2 separate regions of the Homo sapiens genome follow, and region 2 is linked to region 1. The links are chromatin loops, found by intact Hi-C in ENCODE. Cell type or tissue: HCT116. All regions are shown on one strand. Links, peaks and the distances in the headings refer to the core of each region. The heading gives the core; the rest is flanking DNA.

Evidence for each region. Peaks named below come from ENCODE experiments on the same cell type or tissue, not always from the same donor. Only the 100,000 strongest peaks of a DNase experiment are listed, where the experiment ranks them.
Region 2: a loop joins it to region 1, with 5 times the contacts of the local background. A loop is called at or near these places in 2 of 110 quality-filtered maps.

What each region holds. Positions count from the first base shown.
Region 1 is chr6:112,308,703-112,317,045 of GRCh38, reverse strand. No RefSeq gene overlaps it. Among named protein-coding and RNA genes, the nearest start is that of RFPL4B, 34 kb to the left of the region's middle. In HCT116, for the core only: a CTCF peak has its summit at 4,876 (motif pointing right); a DNase peak (open chromatin) is centred at 4,905.
Region 2 is chr6:111,705,739-111,714,081 of GRCh38, reverse strand. It overlaps FYN (FYN proto-oncogene, Src family tyrosine kinase), which reads left to right. Exons shown (of 14, transcript NM_002037.5): 6 at 6,062-6,160. Among named protein-coding and RNA genes, the nearest start is that of TRAF3IP2, 100 kb to the right of the region's middle. RefSeq lists an enhancer at 3,723-3,852. In HCT116, for the core only: a CTCF peak has its summit at 4,038 (motif pointing left); a DNase peak (open chromatin) is centred at 3,981; H3K27me3 peaks cover 827 bases.

The DNA of each region.
Region 1 (8,343 bases), core at 135-8,134:
GGCAGAGGCGGGTGGATCACAAGGTCAGAAGACCAAGACAATCCTGGCTAACACGGTGAAACCCCGACTCTACTAAAAATACAAACAATTAGCCAGGCATGGTGGCGGGCGCCTGCAGTCCCAGCTACTCGGGAGGCTGAGGCAGGAGAATGGCGTGAAACGGGAAGTTGGAGCTTGCAGTGAGCCGAGATCGCACCACTGCTCTCCAGCCTGGGCGACAGAGTGAGACTCTGTCTCAAAATAAATAAATAAATAAATAAATAAAAGTCAAGCAAGAGCATTCAATATCAATTGTATGGATGGCCATTCACAAATATTCCAGAGCAAGAGTTGTTTACAGAACCTTGCCACAAAGCCTCCTGTGTGAACTCAGAACATAACATAAACTTCCCGTTTATCAGATCATCTAGCTGTGACCATTAATAATTCTAATATCACACTGCGTTTTGAGGTCTAACAGCCTGTTTTATTTTTCATTTTAGAATGGGAATTCTTCAACTTTCTCATGATAAGAACTTCCAGGTGCTTCCAGATGCAGTAGGTAGATCATTTTATAGGGTAAGTGGAAACCATCAGGAATGGTGTCCATATACAGAGTTTCAAAGCATCTTACATGGGATACAAATCCATACCACTGAAGAAGCATGGTAAGCCTTGCATTAATTTTAAAATGAACATGGTATGAAAGTTACATTTTGAAAGAAACACACAGAATAAAATGAGGTAAGAATCAGGGGTTCTGGAGTCAGGTATAACTGAATTCAATTGAGAGTAGCCCTCTTAGTAGCATATAAACTTCAGTGAGTTATTTATTTTATCTGAGGCACCAATTTTTCTCTGCAAAATGTGAGAAAAAAAATACCTATCCTATCCTATCCTGAAGAGGCCCCACAAAGTTAAATGAATTGTTTATGTAACATGCATGGCATGTTACACTCAGTAACAGTGCCTTGGTTGCAAGGGCAGAAGAGATCATTTGTAGGATTTTTGCAATATTCGCTCCATTTGTAATGATTAGCTCTAAAAGAAGGGATGTTTTTCTAGACTCATGTCCCAAAGGGCATATTTTAATATTGGGTGTGGGATGGGGAGACAGGTTGAAGTCTGTAAAAAAAACTCTTCGCAGCATGGCATATGACTTTATGTCTGGCAGCTGATGTATCCCGAGGAAGATTTGTAACCTTGAACCAAGGATAAAAACCTGCAATACTGACATAAGCAATGTTCAGATGGAAAATAATTGTTCCATTCTTTGCCTTTCTAAACAACCCATTACTCATTCTTTCAACAAGACCTAACACAATTTTGTCTGTCTCTCCTAGGTTCTATTCTTTGTTGAATGAGAGAGAGCATATATACTTTATTCATAGCATAGCTTGATATAAACACGTCTTTGCAAGATAGTGCTATCATCTGGATTGTTACTAGGATACAAGTGTTCCATCACATTCTTGGGGAAAAAAAAGAAAACTTGTACCCAGTGGACATATTCCAGCAAGCATAGTGAGCATGATCCACCATTTTGGGCTCAAGAAAAAGGACTCCATGCAGGTTAATCAGAACTTTTTATGAAAACTATTCAAAAGAAGTTGAATATACTCCTGAAACATTTACAAAAGAAAAAAGTGGGACCTAAAACTGGCCACATACTTTTTAATTATTAAAGTTGAACATTATATTGTATGTGCATTTATGTCTTTTCTGTGATTTGTATGTTCATGACATTTGCCGATTTTTCTATTACAGTGTTTATCCTTTTCTGTATTATTCAGAGTTTTTAATGTTAGAAATAGTGATATGGCTGCCAAACACATAGTAAATATGTTCTAAGTTTGGGGAAATGCAACGTAGTCAAATCTGTCTTTTCTTTTGTTATCCCTTTCATTGAAACATCTCTCTTTTCCTTAAAACCTTATATTACAACTCTTCTTAATGACATCTAATGCTGCAGAAAGGTCTAGGAAGATGACCAAAAAGCAGCTACCTGATTAAACAATTAGAATGTCTTTGAGCACTTTTAGAAGAAATTTCTTGTACTTGTGAGCTTTGACCCCAGATTGCAAGAGTATAAGCAATAAGCGCAGACCAATAGTTCACAAGCTTTTGTGTGAAGGGAAATTGGCAGCATCATAGGCTACAGGTGGGGGTAAAAGTTAAGGTGAAGGTACTGACTTTGATCTTGAACTCTGGCAGATCAGATATGCCTTCAGAGAGATGATGTTTCTTCCTCATGGTGGTAGTGACCATCTTTGGTTACAACCTCTATCCTCAGAAAGGAACTCTATGACCCTTTTGGGCCTCAGAATGTGATACCCCAAAGACTGGTGCTTTGGCCTGCTGGGAGGCCTTAAAAGCTGCCTCAGAATCAAGGTCCATTCAACCTTGTCTTTTCCTCACCCTACAAGTCAATGAGGGACTCTTTCTGAAATTTTCTTGTCTGACCAAGAAAGCTTCTTTCCAAAAGAAATGCAATTGTCTCAAGACTCATTCCCTAGAGATCTCATCAAATAACCTGGAAAGATCAACTACTGGAGGACAGAGAAGACTGGGAGTCATCACCATACCCAGACAGACTTCATCAATTCATCTGAAGGCAGCTTCAAGAGATTACCTAAGAGGCTGTTTCTGTGGACCATTGTCTGAGCACTGGGCCTTTTGTTTCCCCTGAAAATCACTTACTCCGATACATCTTACTTCCCTCTCCCTTATGAAGAGGGCACTTAAGCCTAAACCATCTGGTCCCTCCTTGAGTTCATATTTTATATGACTCCCATACACATGTGTGCACATAATAGGACTATAATAAACTTGTTATGCTTTTCTTTGATTAACCTGTTTTTTGTTGTTATGGGGTGTCAGTCATGACCCTTTATGATAAGGAGGAAAGAGATCATATCCTCTCCACCCCTACAACCCTATATTAGGTGGTATCTCAAGGGGGAAAATACATTCTGGATCATCATCATCATCACCACCATGGTAATAAATTAGTTTGAAAACTTTGAAGCATTTCTTCATACTATTTTTAACCTCAAGTGTCAAAATGAGACAAGTAGAGGGGTATTATTATCTCCATCTTACAAAAGAAGAAAATTAATTTCAGAGAGCTTAATTGACTAAACCCAGTATGGTATCCCAGAGTGAAATTCTAGACTATATTCTTATCATCAGAAACATACAGTTGGGATAAGCTGAAGGAACAATTAAGAGTACTCAAGAGAATATACACAAATTAAATACTAATAAGATTAATACATAAATACAATAAAATACTATAATGCATCATACTAATAATAAACGCCAAACAGGTAACTGAGAAAGGATTATACCAATGTTGGCTGGATTATTAAAGAAGATTTGATGGAAATATTTGTATTTCAAATGGGAGTTGGATATTGGCAGGTAGAGAGAAAGAAAACATTTCAGACAGAAGAGGATGAGAAAGTACTGAGGTAGGAGTGCCAGCCTGGTATGGGCAGGAAGGAGGCCGACCTGATTGGAATAAGCATTGTTAGGAGCAGGGTATTAGGCTAGATAAATCAAATCAGGATTTGAAGGGCCTAGAATATCAGGGTGAAATTTTTCAAACTGAACCTTTGAGCAATGGAGATGCATTGCAGTTATTTTACAAGGGAGAGGGAAATGATTAAAGAGTGTTCTTTAAAAAAAGGGGTATGATGAGTACATGCTGAACAGATAGAAGGAAAAGATGCCAGAAAAAATAGTTAAAATGAGAAAACAGCCATCCAGATGTGAAGTGACGAGGCCTTTATGATGGTAGTGGGGATAAAAAAAAAGAGACAATAAAAGAAGTAAATTTCAAATCAGAAATGCTGAAAATCTTGTTCCCAAGTGTTGAGCACCAGGAAGTGGAGATACTCTGATGCCAGGAAAAGAAGATGGGCAAAGAGAGAGTTTTGCTTAGGAAGGGAAATGACCAAGACAACTGTGGGGACATATAGTATTTGGAAAAAAAGTTGGAAAAAAGGGCTAGATAAAATACATCTATATATGCTTATATATTATATTTATGTATATATTTTCTATATATTACACACACATATGTATACTTGTATATATACGTATATATGTATATATACACGTATATATGTATATATACACGTATATATTTATATATACACGTATATATGTATATATACACGTATATGTATATATGTATATATGTATGTGTATGTATATATGTATATATATGTATGTGTATATATATGTATATATATGTTACCACTGTGCTCAAGTAGCAGGCACCCAATAAATGTTTGTTTCCTGCCTAGTCTCCAAGACAACACAGCTTAAGAGGTTACTAATTTAGACATTATAACTAGGATTGTGACAATAGATGAGTCCACAGATGCAACAAATGTAAAAATAACAACAATGACAACAACAAAATTAGAGGTCCTAGAAGTAAGATTCAAGGAGCATTCACAGTTAGTGGATGAGAGAATGTAACAAGGGCAATTAAGGAGCAGGGGAGAGTCAGTTTCCTCTGACTCTCCGAAAACTGTACAATTACCTTCTAAAGCATCAGGTTTAAACCTCCATATTCACTGTTAAGGGGGTGAACAGTAAAATTAATCGAGAAAGCCGAGTTATTCTGCCAAGGAGACCCATTTGAAAGTGAAATAGAGGTCAAAACCCTACTCTAACATGGAAATTGGAAACCGCCAGATTTTTCAATGCTCTGATATAGTTCAAAAAGGGCAGAATTGATGGATTATTAACTATGCCAACTGGCATCGTGGAATTTATGTTTTCTTTGTTATGTAAAATGTACAATCATAACAGAAACATCAAAAACCTGAGAAGGTTCAAGGAAGGGCATAAAACAAATGTAATTCAAATTTTACTGTAATAAATAAAACTAACAGCAGAGGGCTCCCCTCAACGCCTGGCAAATTCTCAAAGCAGAGAAACTACAAATGGGGCACGTTTCTGGTAACCTCTGGTTCCATTCGAAATTTTCTATACATAAGAGAAAAAAAAAACAACTATCCATTAGTAAATAAATTACAAATACAATATTTAGACCTGCAGGTGCTAAAATTCCTTTTTCTCTTTAATTTTGTTTTCCTCACTGTGCTTTTTGCTAATCAGAAACTATTGAAGTTATTAATGCAATAATTCAGAAGGTTCTGGATGTAAAATGCCCAAAGACAGTAGAGGGATTTCTATAGCCTCTCTAAAGTATTTCAGATTATCCACCTGATTACATAAACAACATTTCCAGAAAATTGCCATTTTTTTAACCTATAATCCTGGTATCCAAATGTAGACATTACAAACGCAAGGGAGCTGTACTCAACAGCTAGGAATCTTTAATAATTTGAGGCCTTGAGGAGAACTGACATCTGGTGAAACACCAAAATGGTTTCAAAATAAATCAAAATACTATTTATACTTTTAAAAGATATTTTGAAAGTATTTTGAGTTATTTACAGAAAACAGTACTCTATATAGTAGACTCTGTGTAGGTCATCCATGTTTTCAACCAGCTATTTTTTTATTTATTATGGAAATATGAGTTAAAGTAGCCTTTGCCTCAAAGTGTTGTCATTCATTTTGCACTTTGTCCATAGAAAATGCAATGATTTTTTTCAAAGGCCAGTTTTGTTGTAGGTCAATCAAGCACTCATTTGAATGCTGATTTATTTTTATGGAGATGCATATTTTTGATGGCTTCTTTGGATTCATCACAAGGTATATCACTAACTACACTAGGAGTCAGCAAATTATAACATAGTGGGGGCCAAACCCAGCCACTGCCTGTTTTTGTACGGCCTGAAAGCTGAGAATTATTTTTACATTTTTAAATGACTGCAAAAATCAAAAGAATTCTAACATTTTATAACACATAAAATTATATAAAATTCCAAGTTCAGTATTCATAAAGTTTCAAATTTCATCAATAAAAATTTTGTGGAAATCTGTTTTCTTCTCCTATTATGTAAGTACTTACATGATACTCTCAATTTTGCCTCTTGGCCCACAAAGCTTAATTTTTTTTTTTTCCATTTGACTTAATACAGAAAAAGTTTGCCAAACTCCGAACTATGCAAAATGCCAAAACCATTATTCAATGCTCCTTGGGTTATTTAAAATAATGCAAGATTTGCCCCTTTAACACTATAACCTAATCATCTGCAGCACTGGTTCCCAAAATAATCTGTACTTTGGAATTACTGGGTAGCTTCAAAAATTATTGATGTTTGTGTCCTTGCCTGAGATTGTGACTTAATTGGCCTGGGGAATAACCTGAACTTTTAAAAGATCCCCAAGTGATTCTACTGTGAAGTTTGGAAACCACTGATTTAGTGCTTTGGCAAGTTCAATCCTCCCAGCTTTATCTGGGCGCTCCCTTCTACTGGCAGCCCTTTTTGCTCTTCCTCCAGCACATGGCCCTCTGCAGCTAGCCCCAATTCCCCCAGATCACTTAGGCCTTTCATTCCCACCACCAGAGCTAAGTGACCTTCTCACCAACTCCACTGAGAAGATCAAGGCCAACCCATCCCCAAGTTTTCTTGTTTTACTTCCTGAATGAAATTCTTCCCTCAAGTCCATTCTCTCCTCTCCAGTCCTTCTAGAGGGAATACACCATAGTGGCTAAAAAGGAGTCTTCAATCAGGCAGACATGAATTTAAATCCCTATTCCCATAATCCCAGCACTTCGAGAGGTCAAGGCAGATGAATTGCTTGAACCCAGGAGTTCAAGACCATCCTGGGCAACACGGGGAGACCCCATCTTTACAAAAAATTAAAAATAAAAAAATTAGCCAGGCATGGTGGCATGGTGGTGCCCACTCATAGTCCCAATTACTCAGGAGGGCAGATAGCTTGAGCCCAGGATCATACCACTGTATTGCAGCCTGGGTAAGAGAGCAAGAACTTGTCTCTAAAAAATTGCAATAATAACAATAATAATAATAATAACCCTATAGGGATTTTTGTGAAAATTAAATGCTACTCACAGTGTATTAAATTAAATGTTACTTACTGCTACTTACAGTGTTGTCCTTGGACTAACATCTTCAGCATCACCTGGGCACTTGCTAGAAATTCAGAATCTCAGGTCTCACTCAGACCTTCTGAATCAGAATCTTCATTTTAATGAGATCCAATAGTGATTTGTGTGCACATGAAGGTTTGAGATTCGTGGTGCTAGGAAGCTTTTTATTTCTCTTCACAGTCCACATCCAGGCTGTTTCATCCTAGCCCTTCGACAGTTCCCAATACACATGATATTGATGATGCCCTAGAGTGTGGCTTTTACGTAGAAAAGGAGATTTGCTTGAGTTTAAAAAAAAATTAATGTCAGCTATGTATAGGACAACTTGAAATGAGAAGAGACTGGGGTGGGATCGAGGTGGTTAGGAAATACAGTGTCACCTTCGTGCAACTTAGGAAAAGACACTCCCTCTGAGCCTACAGGACCCCATGCACACCTGGTGAACTAAGACAGCCCTTGGGCAATTGAGAAAATGGTGCCCCTCTGGGTTGACACCACCCTGTTTCAGAGCAGGTGGCTTGCCAAATGCAGCAGGGCCTCAGCCAGTTGTCCTCAGGCAGTGTGTGGCAACCATGCAGAAGGAGGATTGGATGGGATCCTGAACTAGGGCGTGGAAGATTGGAATGAAAAGCAAGGATGGATTCTAGAAAATGCTGAAATGGTGGAGGGCAATGGGGGAAAGACAGGGAGGAATGTGGACCTGGGGTTATTAAGGAAGACTTCTGGGAAGAGGCAAGATTTGACACAAATTCCAAGAGTTTGTAAAATTGAGGTGTAGGATCAAATATTCAAGATGCTATGAACAGGATGAGGTTATGAGAGTGAAGACATTTAGAGAACGTCAGCGGTAAAGCACCATATGGCAGAAAGAACAGTGGACTATAATCAGGGAGGTGGTATTAAAGAGTCTCAATTCATTCAGCTATAAATACAAATTTTATTTTCTTCCAATAACTGTCCCCAATAATCCCAGATCAAATCCTCCCTAACAACACCTGAGCCCTATTCCATGTTTTCTTAGTCTCTTTGTTTCATTTAGATTGCATGTTGTATCTCATTCAAAACTTCCTTTCCCTTTCCCTAGCCAGGGGTGTAGTCTTTATCACATGCTTTCCCTTTCCTCCCTCTTCCCTGAGCTATTCCTTGAGTATTGGGGCAGGACAGTGAGGTTGCAGACCTCTCCTGCACAGCCCCCTCTGCTTGTCTGTGGCTCCACCATGCTTCACCTTCTCCAACATGCTCCCTCCATGAAGCAGCTCTTGACACTGGAAGCTCCTTGAGAAATTTGGCCACATCTCTGGCTGACCCCAGCTGACATT
Region 2 (8,343 bases), core at 320-8,319, 600 kb after region 1:
TGTAAAATCACCAGCATCGCTCTCCACAGCCCTGAGTGTTTCTACAAACCTACAGTTTCAAGTGATTGGCACAAGCCTTGGCTACCCACGTTTCGTGCTCTCTGCCTTGAGATTTTCTTCACATTTCAGATGTTACACTAGCTAAGCCCTCACTTGAGGCTTGCAACAAGTTCTTTATTTTATAAACTGCTAAACATTTCTTTGGTGAAGCCTGTGGAGGCGTTTCCCTATAACAAAAATTTGGGAGTGACTGGAATCTTTTGGAGCTAGAAGAAGTGATTTTACCCACTCTTGAATGAATATGCTGCATGGTTGTTTAATGTTGGCCAGGAGGAACAACAGTTAAACAAGCAGTGGGGAGATTTCAAGAGTGAGGATCACTCACTTTTCAAATCCTACATTCAGTACCTCCATAAGAAGAGTAAACACGGGTCAGATTTTCTTAGGGTTTATAAATACTGCCTCTATTAGATTGAGGCAGTGTATGTGGATGAGGCCCTTCAGAAAAAAATCTAGGTTCTGAAGAAAGTGTGGGGGGGTGGGGTTCCACATCAGCAAGCCAGGCATCTCCAGCGTCCCTATGAGTGCTCCCGGTGGTTGGGAAAGAATGCCACCCAGGGGCTGAGGGGCACACCAGGAAGTTCTTCTATGCCACCAAGTCTGGTTGCTTCTCCTCTGCTCTCTGAGCAAATCAGATTCCATGTTGGCAGAAGGACTTGGAGCCAGGCTCCTCAGCTTTCCCAGAAGGATATGCCAGAGGGAGTAAGAGGCAGCCCTGGTCACACTGCACATCCCAGGAAAGAGGAGTGCTGATTGCCACAGGGACCTCCTTCAGGCCTGAAAACTGCCTCCTTGGAAAGCCCACCCTTTTCTTGAATGCCCCCTGGCTCACAGAACCATGCAGTGAGAATATGCCGCCTTTCAACAGCAAGAACTGAATACTGCCATAAAGGGCCAACGACTCTCTTCGAGACATCAGAAGGCACAGTCTACATAGCCACAGGGTTTTCAAACATATATTAGGATTGTCATCATTAACAAAGGTGTGGGGTGGTGTTTTTTTAACTTTTTGTTGGAACACATGCAGAAAAGTGCACGTATCAAAAGTGTACACAGTGATGTTGCACAACAGTGTGAACGTACTTACTGCCGCTCAACTGTACACTTAAAAATGATTAAAATGATAAATTTTATGTTGCCTATATTTTACCACAATTTTCAAAAAGTATACAGTTTGCTGAATTTTCACAAGCTGAACATGCCTGTGTGGCCACCAGCCAGGTCAAGAAGAGTGTTACCTGCCCCCCAGGAGTCCTCCTCCTGTAGCCACAGGAAGTTTTTAAAAAATAATAAACAGCTACCATTCATTGAAGGCTCCTGATGTACCAGCCATGAGCTAAGTTACAAACATTCTCATGCATTCTTCCACTACTGTCTGAGGTATGCATCGACGTCATCGTTTGATATCTGAGGAGCCAGAGGCCCAGATTAGGAAACTGCCCCAGAGCACAGAGCTGGCAGGTGGCAGAGCCCAGGGCGAGGTGCAGGGAGGCATCCTGAGAACAGTGTCAGGTTTGATCTGGGAAAGGCCCAGATACTTTATCAAAGGGGATGGGAACCTTCAAGTGACAGGAAGCTTTGGAGAGTTGACTGGGGCTGGGGAGGAGGGGATTGGGCTTTGATCTCTCTGGGTATACCTCCTTGCTGTTATTTTGCTGCTTGTTGGAGTCCATTAACTTTGAATTCTGAAATCCTCCGCCCCTTAGCCTCCCCTACATGCCAAGGTTGATTAGAAATTTCAAGACTATTTGTAAACTTTCAACTGCAAGAACCAAGGAATAGTAAGAGTGCAGACCCAGCTCTCAGGAGGCTTTGTCCACACTGCACGTGCGTCTGTGCATTACGCTGGAGGGCGTTGGAAAGTCAGTCCCTGCCAGTGTCAGTCCCATGGCTTCTTCCTTTGTTAATCTGGAAACGATCTGCAGTGTCACCAAATTGAAATTTTAGAGAAACACTTAAGGAGGATCCAATCCGTCTCAATCTCTATTTTGTGACTTCCATGCACGGCCTTTGATGTTTACGGAGTCCTTTGAGCCTCCAACCCTGTTCTTGTAGAGGAAAATATTACAAAGGTTCTCTTCCTCTTAATGTTCTTCCTTTCTGCCAATGGAATTCCATATCAGTGGAATTTTAAAATTCCCTTTCTCAAGGTTATAGAAAAGAAAAATAAGGTTTGTGTAACAAGACAATATCCTGAAGTCAAGGGTAATAACAGGGAAGAGAAAATCGTGAAGGAAAAACAAAGCAATAATACAGAAGCAGATGGCACACGGCTCCTCCCCTCCCCCATCCTCTCCCGCCTCTGGCTCTGGTCCTCAGAGGAGAGGGAGGAATGGGGCTCTGTTCTGCCAGGGCAGCTGCCACACCTCCTAGTGTGTGTCCTCCCACTCCCTTCCCTGGTGGAGCCCTGGTGGCGCTGGAGGCCACAGGGCTGGCTTTGTTAAAGTACAACATACACCGTGGGATGTGCATGTATGTATGTACCCAGAGGCGGTGTTCCTGCTACCCAGCAAGGGGCAAAGGTGCTTCATTGACCCGTTGTAAGTGCTCAGTGTCATGTATTAGGACATTATTAAATTTGAACCCCTTTTGCAAAGTATTTAAGTTCATCCATTTTATTCCTTGTTTTCACATTTCAAGACTAGTCGTTTACCATCTACGAACAGTGACTCTTTAAAATGTAATACATGTTTTACACAGAGTGGAGTATTGGTCACAGCTGAGGGTAGGTTTGTTGTTTTTTTTTTCCTATTGTGATAAAAAGAAATCCTGGTTTAGAGCCCCACCCAAGCATTTGATAAAATTGTTACCGACATAAAATGCTACACTACTGAGCAGATCAAGGCTGACTTCTGTTGGCAAATAACTACTCCCTGGCTCCAAGGCTCTAGGGCTCCCAGCTCCGGGGCCCACAAGCCTACGAGCAACTTTGGGGTTTGGGGGTAGACACTTTTCTTGGTGTGGGGTGTGGTGGGGGCACAGAATCTTTTAGCAAGTCTTTAAATCAGAGGAACAGAGACAGCTGTTATAAAACCTTAAAAGCCATTCTAAACCAGCGCCAGGCTTTAAATCATATATTTGAATTAGAGCAAGATAACAAAGAATATCTCACCAAGTGCAAACTGAAAAATCTGAACTATAAGAACCGTTTAAAGAAATACAGCTTTAACAATGCTAATTACCCACAGTAACTCAAGAAATAAAAGATAACATAGTAGAGATCCTATTTTCCTAAATCAACATGAATATAGAGTATATCTATTTATAGGTGAATTGGTGCTTCTAGTGTATCAAAAAGATGACTTAATTCACTCGCTCAACGGCTCTCAATGAATATTTTGAGTCTGTACCAGCCTCTCTAGGCTCAACATGTGAGGTTTACTACATAATAAACATTGAATCTTTGTCACTTTATGTCTCCTTTGATGAAGAAGATGACCCTAGAAAGCCTAGAAAAAGAGAAATCAAGGATTTTATCTTTCTCATGAGTAGCTGAAAACCCTTGTGAGATTAATAGGGTCAAGTGAGAAAATCATGAATTCCTGATTCATGACTTCAGAATGAGCTGATAATTGCATTCTGATCTGTGCTACACTATTTAGGTACCTAGACCAAAATGAGATAGTTAATGCTAGATTTGAATTGGAAATGACTTCATTAATGCCAGATCACCTGAATAAGGCTGGGCTTGTCCCAACCTGCAGCAAAATGTATTGGCTTCCCGCCCCTATTGACAGTCTCAGATACCCTAAAATTGATGCTAGCCATTTTTTTCTTAATTTAATTCAATTAGAACTAACTTGATGAAGGTTATCTTGCATTAAAAAACAATAAGCCTCTGCTACAAGCACTTAATTTTTTCCTCGCCATTTTGGAGCATTTCCCAGGCTGGGCGGGAGAGGGTGGAGGGGGAGGAGCTGGGTATTGTTATTTTTAATGATGAAATGTCTCCATCTAGTGGAACTTCAGAGCAGTAAACCTTGTCACTATATTAAAGTGAAGATTATGTCTCCAAAGCCATTTTCCTTAAACACATACAGTGTTTAAAGAAAAAAATAAACTTCCACATATGTTCTTAGATGATATCCTTACAACTGTATGTATTCCTTTTGGAAGGCATAGAAATGAGACCAGTACAAACTGTTAACATTTTTAATGTCATGATTTGAACCTCAAAGAGAGGGGTGCTTACAATAGGGGAGCAGCACAGTGCAGATCCCACCCAGTTGGTAACGATCTAGCTCTTAAGTTGGGCAGTGGGTTCACGGGGTTCATATATACTGTACCTATATTCTTCAGTATGTATAAATATTTCCTAACAAAGATCTAGACATGAACTAAATTTAAGATTATGAATAAATCTAGACATGAACTAAATTTTATGAATAAAGAACTTTCTGAATATGAGTACTGTACTTTTGCTGGATTTGTAATAGGGTAAAAAGGAGAGATTAGGAAACTAAATTAAAGCATAAGGTTTTAAAAACCTTTGCTGGCACCTTGGTTTTTTTTGTGGGCTATTCTGTTACTTATGCCACCAAACATTTTCCCACAGCAGCACCCCCAGCACATGCTGGCTGGTCACCTTTGTTCTGTTGCTCTATTAAATCCTATCTGGAGGCGTTGCTCACTGCTCACCTTGCTCAGAGAGTCCAGCTTTAGAGAGCGGCCTCTGGAGTAATGCTTGAGTTTAATGTGGAGGCTGATTATTCTCTACCTGATTAAATCTGTCTGGGGAGCATCTTTACCATGGCCAGAAGCTAACACATTTTTTTTTTCCCCTGGCTGAAAGCTTTGACACAGAACTCAGCCAAAAGAACGATTTTTTTTTAAAATGCCTGAAGTTTTGCTTGCTGCCTCCAAGGACCAAAAAAGGAGGAAAAGAAGGTCCTGAGCCCCAGGAGATCAGATTTGCTGGGAGGTCTGATTTGCTTGAGGGCAATCATGTCGTTGACTGCAGGCTGGTGGAAGGTTCTGCAGATACTCAGTGGATGTCAGAGCCGCAGCGCCACATCCATGGCCTCCCCGATGTTAATGGGAAGAGGTACACACTCCATTCCTGCTCTTCATCACAGGTAGCCCTGTTTGAATCTAAGCAGATGAATTTGAACTGCTTAATGTACTCACTGGCTTTAAGATGAGAGTAGCTACAAGATCCCCTTTCACCTCCTCTGAGAGCTCCCCAGATTGATACCACACTGCTGTGCTGTGGCATGGAGCCTAAGGCAGTACAAAGTGGCGTGACTAAAAATCTCACTCCCTTGCCGAGTTTCTGTGCTTCACCTGTGCGAGCACACGCAGCCATTCCCATCCTCACCCCTTGCCCATGAGCCTCAGGCCAGTGCTCTGGACATTTGATGGAATCACTTCAGACTGAAAATGCCTGGGGAAGGTGATCCTACTGTAGCATCATTCTACCTGCAGAGAGGTGTCTCCCCATCTTTTTGAGAGCAAGCCAGGCACGTGTTTAGAGCATGCCTTCATCCCTCATCAGACCTCCTAACCTCCCAATGTTAAGATGTTAACATTTCTAATGTCATGATTTGAACTTGAAAGAGAGGGGTGCTTACAATAGGGAAGCAGTACTGTGCAGCTCATATTGACCTCAGACCTCCTAAAAAGCTTCCCTTCCCAGATGATCTGCAGCTAACATGTTCTGCTTAATTAGGCTGAGGCTGGATTCCTTTTCCATCCATCCAAGTTAAGGACACTAACCAAGCAAAATGCCCCCTACCAAGAGAGACTTCTCATGGCCAGGATTCCACATTCTTAATTCACAAATAAGGCAAGAGACAACTGTGGGTTCATCTCATGGCTGACTCGAACTGGAACCTTCTGACCTTCACAGGGGGACTATGTTGGAGTTCAGAGTAAAGGAATAGGTTGGAGAAATCGGGTGGCAGGATGATTAGGTGACAGTTATACACTTCAGACCACAGTGAGTCTCTAACTGCAAGCTGTTGAAATGGTCAACATATTTACTTTTCTTTTTTATTTACAGGGAAGGAGATTGGTGGGAAGCCCGCTCCTTGACAACTGGAGAGACAGGTTACATTCCCAGCAATTATGTGGCTCCAGTTGACTCTATCCAGGCAGAAGAGTATGTTTCATTTTGTTTTCACTTAACTACTTGATTTTAAAAGTTGATTGCCGCAATAAAATGCCATCAGCATTGGGCAGGAGGGAGAAGAAATTCACAGCAGTGATTAAGGCTGAGTTTTTCAGGCTTTCTGCCCCGGTTTTTACCCTGTGTAATACTTGCACTATTATTAACTTAATGTTTCTCTTGAAGCCTGCTCACTTATTTTGAAAGAAAACTTTCTATCAATACCCTAAATGAAAAGCCAGTAAAACTTGTCATAGATTAAAAGTAGCCATAAAAATATGAAATGCTAGCTAGAGCATATATTATTGCCAACCCAAGTTTCTAAGCCCGCAGTCCACTCCCTCTGTTGGGAAGAGAGGGGAGAGTAGCAAGTAATTGCCACAGATTAAACTAAGATTTTTCTCCTAAGTGTGATCAGAAATATTAAAAGAGTGCTGAAAAGACACCTTCTATGCCCGGTAAAAGTGACTCACATACAGTGTGTCCCCCCAACTTGGGAAATACTACAGTGATTTGGAACCTCAGTTGGCTTCTTTGGTAGTAAACAGTGACGAGCAGTTATTTGGCCCAACTATTCAACTGGTAGCAGTTTAGGAAGGTGTTCAGTAGGCTGAAGGGATCTAAAAGGGATAACCTTTCTCCCTTCTTCTGACCCATGAGGATTAACAGGCACTCCCAAGGGGAAGAACTGCCAGTGGCTGTTTGCCAGCCCTGAGGGAAGGAGAGATGGAGCCATGATTTCCCAAATGCAGGAACTTGGCCTCCTCCTGACACCTTGGGTCTTGCCTCTCTAAAAAGGAAGTTGAGAAAAGTCAGTCACCAAGCCCAACCTTTGGCTCTGCTATTTAATTTCACCATGGATTTGTTTAAGTAGTGCAAGAGGGATTAGACTCCACACCCTAGCCAAATCCCCAGTTGGATTGTTCTATTCTTTAATTCCTTTGTATTTCCTCTAAGAGGATCTGTTTTGTTTCCCACTCTCAAATACTCAGTGGTTCTTAGTTGTTTCTTTCTCCTAGTGACTGTGTTTCGTCATCAGTGAATCAAGGTATTTGTATTTAATTTGTATTTTAGGGCAGATTTGCAAACATCTTTGTGTTCTTTCAGAATAAAAAGTACCACCAAAATGTAGCATTACCCTGATTTAACTGGGAATTTGTCAGCTATATATTTAAGTTATTTTTATAATGGTCAACTTTTTAAATATTTTGTTTTTAAAGAATATTATTTTTTAAAATAATGCCTTCGGTTTTACATATGCAATTAACTATCATTATCTTAAAATACTATTGTTTTGGTGCAATCCATTGTTCTAACAATTCCTTTTTCACCACTGTTTTACACGGCATTCTAATTGGGTTATTGGTACAAACCCAGAAAGCCATTTCTCACAAATAATTGACGTACTAGTCTTTACGCCACCTAATGCTAGATTAAGAATTGTTGCACATTTTGGTGTTTCTAAAAGTCACTGAGGAGCTAATACGCAATGTCTCTTTTCTTCAGTGAAACTTAATTCACAAAAGAATTTGACAGTGAACTCATGATACCTATATTCAAGCATAATGAATTGAAATTTCATTTTAGAATCTGGATTCTTTCACAGTTAAATATTCTAAAAATGGTTCCCACACACAGATTCCAATTGAATGCTCCAGCATTCTCCCTTGGGTTTTGGGGGCACCTGCTGCTCATTCAGCACCTAGTGCTGAAATAGTAACTAATTGCCAGGCTTGGTTAAGGCTTGAAAGTGCAGGGGGAGGATATAAGGCAAATAACAAAAGTCTTGAGGTGACTTAATGTGATGCCTCCTAAAGTGGCACAGAGTATCATTAGTTTCTTCAGGGATAATATATTGAAATATCTGCAACACCAAGTCATTTTAAGGGCATGCTTTTTGACTGGGCACAGATCTCAAAGGTGTACAGTAACCAGTTCTTACAGTTGTGCCAAAGAAAAGATGTACAGGGTCCACCGTGATGGCTCCCTCCTGTAATCCCAGCACTTGGGAGGCCAGGGCGAGAGGATCACTTGAGCCCAGGAGTTTGAGACCATGCTGGGCAACATAGGGAGACAGTCTCACTCTGTCCCCAGGCTAGAGTGCAGTGGCCCTGTCTCAGCTCACTGCAACCTCCACATCCCTGGTTCAAGCAATTCTCGTGCCCCAGCCTCCCGAA